Regions from separate parts of the Homo sapiens genome. Here region 1 is linked to region 2. Evidence: chromatin contacts called from ENCODE Hi-C or POLR2A ChIA-PET data. All regions are on one chromosome and are shown on one strand. Each heading gives the region's core, a stretch centred on a gene start or an enhancer-like site at or near the end of the contact. The rest is flanking DNA. Distances are from core to core; before and after follow the strand shown.

The links. Hi-C counts contacts between places; a loop is a spot of excess contacts on that map. ChIA-PET counts read pairs that join two places held with the same protein, here RNA polymerase II (POLR2A). Pooled maps may share reads with other maps.
Region 1: a map with no recorded cell type shows a loop between it and region 2 (4-fold over the local background). The contact joins the promoter of F2RL3 here to the promoter of UCA1 in region 2. A Hi-C loop is called at or near these places in 2 of 37 single-sample maps with no recorded cell type and 10 of 50 pooled maps. POLR2A ChIA-PET finds 5 or more read pairs at or near these places in 1 of 52 experiments (Caco-2).

Annotation. Positions count from the first base shown.
Region 1 is chr19:16,885,925-16,892,467 of GRCh38, reverse strand. F2RL3 (F2R like thrombin or trypsin receptor 3) reads right to left here and starts at 3,469. Exons shown (of 2, transcript NM_003950.4): 1 at 3,170-3,469; 2 at 1-2,895. The coding sequence starts at 3,278. The coding sequence ends at 1,847. RefSeq lists enhancers at 2,195-2,794, 5,885-6,385.
Region 2 is chr19:15,824,103-15,830,262 of GRCh38, reverse strand. It overlaps UCA1 (urothelial cancer associated 1), which reads right to left and starts at 1,316. Exons shown (of 3, transcript NR_015379.3): 1 at 925-1,316. It overlaps LOC124900418 (collagen alpha-1(I) chain-like), which reads right to left and starts at 1,316. Exons shown (of 3, transcript XM_047439793.1): 1 at 925-1,316. RefSeq lists an enhancer at 873-2,072.

The DNA of each region.
Region 1 (6,543 bases), core at 2,220-4,719, 1.1 Mb before region 2:
GACAGAAAGTGAAAAGAAGGATCAGCCTGCAGGTGAGAGGAGGGAAGGCGAGGGTCCCCAGCAGTCAGGGGATAGCAGGAGGCTGAGCCGTGCTAGTGATGGGTTTTGGGGAGCAGAGTTGGGGGTGCTATTCTGGTTGCTCAAGAGACATCCCAAAGCCAGAAGCTGGTGGGCATGAGAATGGCCAACCAGGCTCTGGGCCTGGTGGGGCCACAGCATTGGGCACTGAGGATGGGGTGCCCTCAGCCTCCTGGGCAGGAACTTGCAGTGAGTCTCCAGGGAATGCAGCCCCAGCCCCAGCTCCAGCCCCATCTCAGACACCAGTGCGTCGTGGGCTGCATCCAGCCCAGAAAGCCGAGCCAGAGATGCTGGCAGGGCCCAGGAAGCAGAGTTTGATCCTGTTTCAGATTCCTGGGCTGCCCTGACAAAGTGCCACATGCCAGGCAGCTTAAAACAATGAGAGTTTATTGTCTCACAGTTCTGCAGGCCAGAAGTCCAGGGTCAAGGTGGTGGCAGGGCTGGTTCCCTCTGGAGGCTGTGAGGGAGAGCCCGTCCCAGGCCTGTCTCCTGGCTGCTGGTGGCTGTTGGCTGTGCTTGGCATCGTGGCATCCCTTAGTTTGTGTCCGTCCGCATCACTCCCATCTCTGCCTCTGCCGCCACATGGCTTTCTTCTCTGTGTGTCTCTGTGTCCTCTCCTCTTCTCTTTTTTTTGGAGACAGAGTCGCTCTTTCGCCCAGGCTGGAGTGCAGTGGCACCATCTCAGCTGACCGCAACCTCCGCCTCCCAGGTTCAAGCGATTCTCCTGACTCAGCCTCCCCAGTAGCTGGGTGGGCACCTCCCCAGTACAGGTGCCCACCACCACGCCTGGCTAATTTTTGTATTTTTGGTAGAGATAGGATTTCACCATGTTAGCCAGGCTGGTCTTGAACTCCTGGCCTCAGATGATCTGCCCACCTCGGCCTTCCAAAGTGCTGGGATTGCAGGTGTGAGCCACCACACCCACTATCTCTCGTCTTCTTTTTTTAATTTTAGTTTGTTTATTTTTGAGACAAGGTCTTGCTCTGTTGCCCAGGCTGGAGTGCAGTGGTACAATCATAGCTCACTGCAACCACAACCTCCCAGGCTCAAGTGATCCTCCCGCCTGTGCCTCTTGAGTGGCTGGGACTATAGGCGCATGCCACAATGCCTGGTTCATTAAAAAATTTTTTTGTGTGTAGAGATGGGATCCCCCTATGTTGCCCAGGCTGGTCCCAAACTCCTGGCTTCAAGCAATCCTCCATCTTGGCCTCCCAGAGTGCTGAGATTATAGGCGTGAGCCACTGCACCTGGCCGTCACTTTTCGTCTTTTTAAAATTGAATTAAATTAATTAATTAATTAATTTAGAGACAGGCTCTCTGTCACGCAGGCTGGAGTCCAGTGGCGCAATCTCGGCTCACTGCAACCTCTGCCTCCCAGGTTCAAGCGATCCTTCTGCCTCAGTCTCCTGAGTAGCTGGGATTACAGGCGCCAGCCACCAAGCCCAGCTAATTTTTGTATTTTTGGTAGAGATGGGGTTTTACCATGTTGCTCAGGCTGGTGTTGAACTCCTGGGCTCAAGTGATCCATCCGCCTTGGCCTCTTAAAGTGCTGGGATTACAGGCGTGAGCCACCAGGCCTGGCCTCTCCTTATCTTATGAGGACACCACCCACACTGGATGTAAGGCCCACCCTTCTCCAAAGTGACCTCCGCTAGTGACAGTTGTAACAACCCTATTTCCAAATAAGGTCACATTCTGAGGTCCCAGGAAGGACGTGAAGTGGGGGAAGGGACCCTGTTCGACCCAGTACAGCCTTCCCCACTTTGTGTCACTGGAGCAAAGAGGAGTGGGTGCCCATGCCCCGGCTGCCCCCTTCCGCAGAGGCCTTGGAGGCCACGGTGTCCCCCGGCGACCGTTGGAAGAGCCCTGCCCGCACCTTGTCCCTGAACTCGGCCGACACGTAGTAGTAGATGAAGGGATCCACGCAGCTGTTGAGGGTGCTCAGCGCCAGGCTGGGCACGTAGGCACCATAGAGGTTGCCCCAGGCGCTGGGGCTCGGGTCCGAGTAATGCAGCAGCAGCAGCAGGTTGCTGGGCACGAAGAAGGCCACGGCGGAGGCCAGCACCACTGCGGTCAGCCTCAGCGCGTGGCCGTAGCGCCGGCCGCTGGCCGCCAGCGTGTGCAGGGTGGCCCCGTAGCACAGCAGCATGGCCAGCAGGGGCAGGAAACAGCCCAACAGCGCCAGGCAGGTGAAGGCCGGTTGCCAGTGGGAGGCCTGTGCGTCCAGGGGCAGCGCGTCATGGCAGAGCACGCGATCGGAGCGCGCCAGCCGGAAGGTCTGCCGCTGCAGTGTCAGGGGCAGTGCCAGGGCGGCCGCCATGAGCCAAGCAGCCATGCAGAGTCCAAGGGCCAGGCGCCGGCCACGCAGGGCGCGGGCCCGCAGCGGGTGCACCAGGGCCAGGTAGCGATCCAGGCTGACGGCGGCCAGCAGCAGCACTGAGCCATACATGTGACCATAGAGTGCGGCCGTGGCCAGGCGGCAGGCGGCCTCCCCGAAGGGCCAGCGCTGGCCACGCAGGTGGTAGGCGATCCGCGGGGGCAGCGCCAGGGCCAGCAGGAGGTCAGCAGCCGCGAGGTTCATCAGCAGCATGGTGGAGGGCAGCCGAGGTGCCTGCGTGGCCAGCACCCACAGCGCCAGCCCATTGGCCGGCAGCCCCACCACCAGGACCAGCCCATAGAGGGCGGGCACCAGCCTGGTGGGCACCCAGCCCAGAAGCAGTGCCCGTGAGCTGTCCGGGAGCTCCAGGGTGTCACTGTCATTGGCACAGACTTGGCCTGGGTAGCCGCGGGGGGCAGGCAGGATTGAGGGCGTGCTGTCTGGGAGAGAGAGGGGACCTCAGTCAGCCCCTGCCTCGGCAGGTGACGAGAAGCAGCAGGGAGGGAGGTGCTCAGAGCCTGGGGTCTGCCCTGGTGGGAAACAGCTGGACATGACACTCAAGGGAATAGCCCAGCCCTATGGGGTCAGAGACGGGATACAGAGTGGGCTGGGCTGAAGCCCGCAACTTCCCGGCCTCCCCCTCCCCAGCTCCGGGCCCCCAGCTCCATCTCTGATGTAACCCCATCTCTGCACCCCAAAGCCAGGACCACTCACCATCACCACCTCCGGTGCTCCCGCTCTCGTCGTAGACGCTGGGGGTCTGGGTGCCGCCAGACAGGCTGAACCCCAGCACCAGGGGCCACAGGAGCAGTCGCCCCCACATGACTGCACTCAGGCTGCTCTGGGCTGTGGCCTCAGGCTTCCTGCCTCGCCGGACCCTGAGCCCCAGCTTCTGGAGCCGAGGCGGACGAGCAGATCGCGCCGGTAGAGATAAACCAGGAAGGCTGCCCCTGCCCCCGCAGACCCACCAGGGCCGCTTGCCAGCCAGCCCGTGGGAGGACTGGAGTGTGGGTTATGGAGACCGGGCTGCCCCACGTGGCTATATCCAGTGTGGCGCCTCCCAGGGACCCAGGTGCCAGGCCAGCAAGATGCAGGGGGGGGGGTCCCAGCTGCAGCCAGCACCCCCGGTCCCTGACCAGCCCAGGAAGCATCTGCGGTTCAAGTGGCCACTTCCTGCCAGCCGCTCACATCTGCAGCCACTGTTCTCACGACAGCCCTGTCCTCACCCCAATCCCCACGCCCATCACGGGCTCTGGGCCTTTCCTGAAGTCACCCCCCGACTTCCTATCTCTGGTGAGCAGGATAAGAAGAGCCCTGCTAGGCCAGGCACGGTGGCTCACGGCTGTAATCCCAACATTTTGGGAGGCCAAGGCAGGCAAATCACCTGAGGTTGGGAGTTTGAGACCGGCCTGACCAACATGGAGAAACCCCATCTCTCATAAAAATACAAAAATTAGCTGGGCTTGGTGGCAGATGCCTGTGGTCCCAGCTACTCAGGAGGCTGAGGTGGGAGAATTGCTTGAACCCAGGAGGTGGAGGTTGCAGTGAGCCGAGATCTTGCCACTGCACTCCAGCCTGGGCAACAGAGCGAGACTCGGCAAAAAAAAAAAAAAAAACCAAGGATGGGCGCCTCCCAGAGGGTAATAGCGAGGGTCCCTTCAGACCCCCAGAGCAGCACGAGCCCAGCGTCAGGGACTCTGGCTGAACCTCGAGAGCCCCTCAGCATCCTCGGCTGACCCCATACTCACAAGGCACCCCTGTATGAGTGCCTCACTTCACTCTTGCCCAGGGGACACACGGGCATCTGTAGGGGAGACAGTGATGCTGGGGACAGCACCTGCCGAGGACCGGGGGGACTTCGGGGTGTGTGGCTCGCCTGCTCTGACCTCTGACCCTGAGTGAGGTGGCCAGGTTGAAGGGTCCCCAAGCCAGCCTCCAGGGGGCCTCCCTCCTCTAGCCCCAGCACATCCCCACTCCTGGGTACCATTGGATGGGGGCTCATCGGGCAGATGAAGAAACTGAAGCTCGGGGGGGTACCCCTTCCCTCTTCTGCACAAGGCCCCTCAGTGTTGTCCCTCCCTGCCTCAGAGAGGCCTCAACCCGTCGTGCCCTGGGGGAGTCTGGTATGGGTGGTTCTGGCCCCAGTGTGCTCAGCGCTGGGCTACAGGGGATGGGGGACAGGGCTTGGGGGGGTCTGGGAGCAGGAGGGCCTAGTTGGGAGCCATGAGGATTGGGGAAAATAAAATGAACTAGGGATGGGGGAGGGAGGGGTCCAATGTGGCCGTTTCCTGCCTGGGGGAGCCCTAATCTCATCACACACTTGAGCACTCGGGGATCAGCCAGGAAGTGACTGAGCAGAGTCTTGGACAGAGTCAACACCCAGCTCCAGGAGGAGACACTGAAGCCTGGAGAGAGAGTCTAGCTGGGGCAGGGTCTCAGAGGCCCTGCTCCCATTTCTGGGCAGTTTCCATGGCCACCAATGAGAAAATCAGCTTCACGTCAATGACTTGGGGAAAAAGGTGGCTGAGGACACCCTCAGCACACGGAAAACCCACGCCTGGGCTCCCCCCTCCACCGTCTTCTCTGTGAGCAGAGTGGGAAGCTGTGCAGGGGAGGCTGGGCACACCGGCAGTCCAGTGATGCTGGGGCAGGGTGGTTTGAAGATGATGCATCAAAATAGTGATGCACGACCGGGCGCAATGGCTCACGCCTGTAATCCCAGCACTTTGGGAGGCCAGGTGGGTGGATCACGAGGTCAAGAGATCGAGACCGTCCTGGCCAACATGGTGAAAACCCGTCTCTACTAAAAATACAAAAATTAGCCAGACATGGTGGCGCACGTCTGTAGTCCTAGCTCCTCAGGAGGCTGAGGCAGGAAAATCTCTTGAACCCAGGACGCAGGGGTTACAGTGAGCTGAGATCACACCACTGCACTCCAGCCTGGGCAACGGAGCGAGACTCCGACTCAAAAAAAAAAAAAAAAAAAAAAAAAAGCCAGGCACAGTGGCTCACACCTGTAATCCCAGCACTTTGGGAGGCAGAGGCGGGTGGATCACCTGAGGTTGGGAGTTCGAGACCAGCCTGACTAACATGGAGAAACCCCATCTCTAGTAAAAATACAAAATTAGCTAGGCATGGTGACATATGCCTGTAATCCCAGCTGCTCGGGAGGCGAGGCAGGAGAATCACTTGAACATGGGAGGCAAAGGTTGCAGTGAGCCGAGATTGCATCATTGCACTCCAGCCTCACTCCAGCCTGGGCAACAAGAGTGAAACGCGTCTCAAAAAAAAAAAAAAAACATAGTGACGCACATGCCCTTATACTCAAGGGTTCCATGTCTAGGAATTTCTGCCAGACACACGCACAGGAAGATGTCCTTGGGAGGATATCCACACAGCAGCACAAAGCAGGGAGGTGCCCGCCAACAGCCCCTCCCCGGGAACAACACGGCAGCACAGGCTGTCGGGGGAACCCCAGCAAGCAGAGGTGACGATGACATTGCCCCTGTCAGGCACAAGCTGTACCCAGGCGACACTGCCCAGGTACTTCCCGGAGGACGCTGGGCGCGACAGCTTTGGAGGAGAGGAAACCATGTGTCTGTTTTGTACTGTTGGAGTTTTCTGTGCACTGTGTTACTTTCCATAAAAACTTTTTTTTTTTTTAAGATGGAGTCTCGATCAGTCGCCCAGGCTGGAGTGCAATGGCGCAATCTCAGCTCACTGCAACCTCTGCTTCCTGGATTCAAGCAATTCTCCTGCCTCAGCCTCCCCAGCAGCAGGGATTACAGGCGCCTGCCACTATGCCCGGCTAATTTTGTGTATTTTTAGTAGAGGCGGAGTTTCGTCGTGTTGGCCAGGCTGGTCTCAAACTCCTGACCTCAGGTGACCCACCTGCCTCAGCCTCCCAAAGCACTAGGATTATAGGCATGAGCCACTGCACCTGGCCAAAATATTTTTTATTTAGAGATGGAGGTTCGCTCTTGTTGCCCAGGCTGAAGGTGCAATGGTGCCATTTCGGCTCACTGCAACCTCTGCTTCCTGGATTCAAGCGATTCTCCTGCTTCAGCCTCCCGAGCAGCTGGGATTAT
Region 2 (6,160 bases), core at 67-2,566:
GAGGAAATTGTTGGGCAGGTGGGGGAGAGCTAGTCATGGAATGAAACTAAGCCTGACCAAGTTTGAGGAGGGGAGGTGATAGAAGAATTATAAGATGGGGGAGCGGAGGCTGAGGAAGAATTGGGACTTGATTCAGCCTGCCAAGGAGTGGCCTGGGGAGGGGGAGAGAGGTCAGAGGGGTCTGCAGAAAAGGGGGATTCAGGGGACTCTGAGGTTGGGGTAGAGACTGAAGGAACGGACGGGAGAGAAAGAAGAAAAATTTGGGATGAGTCACATTGGGAGCAGAGGCTTGGGAGGGAGCGAAGTGTAAAAAATGCCTGGACGCAAGGCACCTCAGACCATGTGCCCATTTTTTGACAAAAATGATCTAGGTCTTGTAGGATGGAGAAATCAAAAGTGCCGTTTTCTGGCCACTTGGAACCATTGTCAAGTTTATATTGCGGCCAAGCAGTATTGCAGAAGAAAATAAGACGTTTGAGTTTTATATCAGGTGTTAGTTTAAGAGAAGTTTTTAAGTACACAGGCTAAGGGGGAAGAGGGAGGAATGGAGGGCGGAAGATTGCCCAAAGTGAAGGAGGTAAGTTTAAAGAGAGAAGTAGAGACACGGAGAAGGGCGGGGGTGAGCAGCCAAAGCAGGCGTCCCCGCAAATGACTTGCCACCATGGGAATGTGGGTGAATGACCAAGGCAGGCATCCCCAAGGTGATCAGACACCAGTGGAATGTGGGTGAATAATTAGGCAGGCGTCCCCGCAGTGATTAGACACCAAGGGAAGACTGTCTTCCTGAGTCTGTGACCAGCGCCAGAGTTTTGGGTCCACGGATAAAATGTGTCTCCTTTGTCTCTACTAGAGAAGAAAAAGACTGGACAGGGAGATTGGAGGGTAGCGACAGAGGCTGGAGAAAAGAGTGAAGAGACCACTTACCCGATTTGAAATTGGTGAGATGTTCCTTGGGCTGGTCTGAGGACCCGAGGTCGCAGGTGGATCTCTTCACGGAATGAGGGCCAGGACAGGGGGCCGGTCTCACGAAGGAGTCCCCCTGGCCCAGATTTTGGCACCAAGTGTCAAGCATGTCCGTATAGAAGACCACCTAAACAGGCTTTGTGTGAGCAACAAGGCTGTTAATTCACTTGGGTGCAAGTGGGCTGAGTCTGAAAAGAGAGTCAGCGAAGGGAGATAGGAGAGGGGCAGCTTTATAGGGCTGGGGTAGGCTGTGGAAAGTTACAGTTAAAGGTGGTTATCTGTTGTCAGCAGAGGAGGGAGTCACAAGGTGCATGGTGGAGAGATGATGGGACTCATTGTCCAGAAGAATGTCACAGGGTCGATTGATCAGTTGGGGCAGGGCAGGAACACGTCATAATGGTGGAATGTCGTAAGGTGGGTTAATTAGTTAAGGCAGGAATTGGCTGTTTCACTTCCTTGTTTTTCAGCTGCTCCAGACTTCTTGGCTCCTGTAGGCCACCTGGACATATATGTGCAGGTCACAGGGGTTACAATGGCTGAGCTTCGGCTCAGAGGCCTGACAGTTCCCTTTTGGAAACGTTACAGGGTGATGTGACCTCAGCCCACCCTCTTATCTTTTCCTGGTCCTGGGTTTCAGAACTGCCTGGGGCTCATCTGAGATGCCCACAAGCTGCCGGGTCTCTTGGAGGGTCATGAATATCAGCTCCTGGGTCATTTCTTCCCAGAGGACAGCCTGAGATGTGCCTGTGGGGCCTCTCAGGGGAGCCGCCGGGTGCACCCCCTCCCCCTACCTCCCGGGAGGGAGGAGTCCCCTGGTATCTCCCTCCGTCATCTAAAAGGAAACCCCTTAGGACATTTAGCTTTTCTCACCCCAAGCCCAGTTTTCACTTCTTGGAAATACCTCTCTGGTCAGCCACTCAGATGCTGCTATTGAAGGGAAAAGACTGGAATGATCCCTGTCCTTTGAATCCTCTTAGCCTAGTGAAGGGAGAAAACTATGGCTAAGGACAGGAAAACCACCTTCACTGAGGTGACGCAAAAAGCTGAAACGCACACAATGCAGTGTCTTCTGGGAGGGTGGTCACTGAGTATATATGTGAGCAGCACAGGGTTTGGGGCATGTCTGAGGTTATATAGGATGACCTGATCTGACACTTGAGTCAGACTTGCCGGTATTCCAGTTTGCCCTACCCCTCCCTGGGTTTGTCACCTTGAAAATTTTTTTTTCACTTACTTACTTATAATAGAGTCAGGGTCTCACTACATTGCCTAGGCTGACCTCAAACTCCCGGGCTCAAGCGATCTTCCTGCCTCAAACTCCCAAAGTGCTGGGATTACAGGTGTGAGCCACTGCACCCAGCCTGAACCTCAGTTTTTAAAAAATTAAATATCAAATGGATTTTATTAGTAGAGTTTGATAGACAAGATAGAATATATCCAAGGAGGCAAGAAAGAGGTGTATTTCAGAAAAAAAAGAAAAAAGAAAAGAAATGTCTAGCCTTATATTTCATCCATTAATTTTTTTTTTTTTTGAGACAGAGTCTTGATCTGTTGCCCAGCCTGGAGTACAGTGGTGCCATCTCGGCTCACTGCAACCTCCGCCTCCCAGGTTCAAGTGATTCTCCTGCCTCAGCCTCCGGAGTAGCTGGGATTACAGGCACCTGCCACCACACCTGGCTAATTTTTGTATTTTTAGTAGAGATGGTGTTTCACCATGTTTGCCAGGCTGGTCTCGAACTTCTGACCTCAAATGATCCACCGGCTGGCCTCCCAAAGTGCTCGGATTACAGGCATGAGCCACCCATCATCCGATAAAGCTTTTAATTTACATTTTGTCTTACCCAGATGGCGTGTGATACATTTCTCATATTTGTTCTTTTCTTTTGGGTGATTTCAAATGGAATTCCAGGGCTTAGCCTTGAGAAGGCTACTGGGGCTGAGAATCTCAGCAAAGTAAGGAAAATCACTCTTCCATTATGGCTGCAGCGAAATGAATACATTTCCACAATAAAGTGTCATAGTTAAATTGGTAAATTACAAAGATTCATTAAAACATCCATTTTTCTCCTTTCCAGAGTGAGAACTTGTGACGGTGAATAACTCTTCTCTTTCCTGGTACCTGGACTTCAGAGATTAATACAAAACCCTGTGGGTCAGGACTTGGCAACACCAAGAAGCATTCAAATATAATGATTTATTCAACTGTGTATTGTCATGGAAATAATAATTAAATGGCACATCTTTGTTGTCTGAAAGGGATAGATACTTGTGCTTCTCTTGTTGAGCTATATAAAATACAAGCGCCTTACAATTTGTCTTCCCTGCCTATCTATATGGACACTGAGTTTGAGGGATTTTGTTGGTTTCTTCAAACGCTGAGTATTTTCTTTTAAAAGTAAGTGAATTATCTTGACTCGAGAGCCGAAACCCTCACACAGTGACTTCATGTTAAGGCGACTCTTGAAAAAGCATCTCAGCTGGGCGTGGTGGCTCACGCCTGTAATCCCAGCTCTTTGGGAGGCCAAGACGGGTAGATCACTTGAAGTCAGGAGTTCAAGACCAGCCTGAGTAACATGGCAAAACTCTGTCTCTACTAAAAATACAAAAATTAGCTGGGCGTGGTGGCAGAAACCTGTAATCCCAGCTACTCAGGAGGCTGAGGCAGGAGAATTGCTTGAATCCCAGGGCGGGCAGAGGTTGGAGTGACCTGAGATCACGACGTCACTGCCTCCAGCCTGGGCGATAGAGCAAGACTCAGTCTCAAAAAAAAAAAAAAAAAAAAAAAAAAGAAAGAAAAAGAAAAAACACCTCAAAGGTTAGGAATGATTCTTTCACAGGGAGGAGCAAACAAGATTAGAGAGAAGGTGATGGTGGTGGTGGTGGTGGTTGGCAGGGAGATGACAGAGACCAGAAGAAAGCTTTATCCTAAGGTCTGCCTCTTCTTCGGAGGGAAATAAAGAAGGCCTTGTATTTTGGCTAAGGGTGGGTTAAACATTTGCCTTAGGTTTAAAAAAAATTAAAACAAATTTAAAGATCTACTTAGCTTTTATTCGCAATTCCTGAACCGAAGAAGCATCCCATTCTATAAAATAGAATAAGAACTCCTGCTTTGTATAATGGAATAGGTGATTCTTGTAAGAGGAACAACAAAACAGAACAATTTAAAAAATCATTAGGTTCCTTTTTTGTAAGCGGCCTTATTATATATTATGCCAGCTCAGGTTGGCTGGGTTTTATTTTTGTTTTTTTTATTGGTTGCTGTGACTCTCCTGCTCTCAGGAAAAACTGGTGCATTTGAGGATTTGCCTCCTTCCTTAAAGGTTCAGTTTGATTATGTGGTACTTAGCCTGAGTGACTCCATTTTGGTTTGTTCTGGTCTGCTGGGGCCTAGTGCAGGAGCTCAGTCCAAAACAGTGGCCTCTCATAAGTTTTGTTTAACACTTTCTTCTAAGAGTTGTTTGGTTTGAGCTGGTCCCTTTAAGTCTTTAATCCATTTTTATTTCATTTTTCTATGTTATATAAATTATGGGTCCAACTTTATTTTTTCACATGTGGCTATCCAGTTTTCCCAGCACCATTTTTTAAAATAGAGCAGCCTTTTTCCATTGCATTATCTAAGCATTCTTGTCAAAAATCACTTTACCATATATATATGGGTATCTTTCTTGGCCCCTGTATCTATTCCAGTGATGTATATCTCTGTCTTTAGGCCAGTACCACACTGTTTTGATTCCTGTACCTTGGAGTATTTATTTGAGGATTGTTGCGTCAATAATCATAAGGGATATTTGCAAATCAAATATTGTATCATTGTCTTTATTGTCAGCACAATTTCAGGGCCTCAAGGAATAAACTAGGATATGTTCCTACCTCCTAAAGTTTTTGGAAGAGTTTGAGGAGAATTGGTGTTAATCTTCCTGAAGTGTTTGGTCTGTTTCATCGCTGAAACTGTATGGTGCTGGGCTTTTGTGAGTTGAGGGGTTTTGATTACTGCATCAATCTCCTTATTAGTTGTAGATCTGCTCCAATTTTTTCTTTCTTTTTTTTGAGACGGAGTCTTGCTCTGTCTCCCAGGCTGGAGTGCAGTGGTGCGATCTTGGCTCACTGCAAGCTCCGCCTCCAGGGTTCATGCCATTCTCCTGCCTCAGCCTCCCGAGTAGCTGGGACTACAGGCGCCCGACACCACGCCCAGCTAATTTTTTTGTATTTTTAGTAGAGACGGGGTTTCACCGTGTTAGCCAGGATAGTCTCGATGTCCTGACTTGTGATCCGCCTGCCTCAGCCTCCCGAAGTGCTGGGATTACAGGCATGAGCCACTGCGCCTGGCCCAATTTTTTCTTTCTTTATGACTTAGTCCTATGTTGTGTGTTTCTAGAAATATGCCAACTTCATCAATGTTGTTCAGCTTGTATGTGTGCCCGTAGTGACTTCGTAAATGTGGCATAAGGCATGCAGCTGTCTCACTTGTTTTCTGCTGTTGTAATACAGAAGCCCTCTTGAAGTGGCAGTAAGGTGTGGGGTGTGGGGAAGCATTCCATTGACCTATGCTTTGGCCTCATTTTTTGGAATCCTGTGTTTCTGGGTTGTAGCTTTCTTAAGTACTTCTCATTCTCACCCTTCCCTAGTTGTGGCAGGGAGATTGAAGTGGGTGGAATTGGGTATTTCTCTTGCTTCAGGAGGTCAGCTCTGCCAGCATCCCAGTTGGTAGGCTTTGGGAAATAGTTTCTTTTGAAGGCAGGAGATGTTAAGAAGAATAGCATTCTCTGGGCATATTTCAAAATGGCTAATCTTTCACATCTTCTGCCAAAAGCAGGAAGCAGTTTTTCTCTCATCTTCACTGGAAGAGCTGGTAGGATTTCTGGAGGTGCATGTCACTAATTAGTGGGGACCCCTTAGGTCTGGGCCTCCTGGCATTTTTAACTCTCAAATTGTCCACACTATCTCCAGCAATTCGTCAATTAAAATTTAGGTTTTCCTAAATTTTACTGCTTCCAAAGAGGTTTTTGCTTATTGGTTTCAGTTTTAGGAAATTATACGACTCTTTTATCAGTTGGGTTCATGGTATCCCATCCAAATTTCATATCCCATATGTTATCAAAGATCAAACTTTGTGAACAAACATTTCTAAGGATACAGAGTTTCAGGACTCCTAATGTTAAGTCTCTTCTGCACACTAGGTGGTAGGAGGACTTTTATG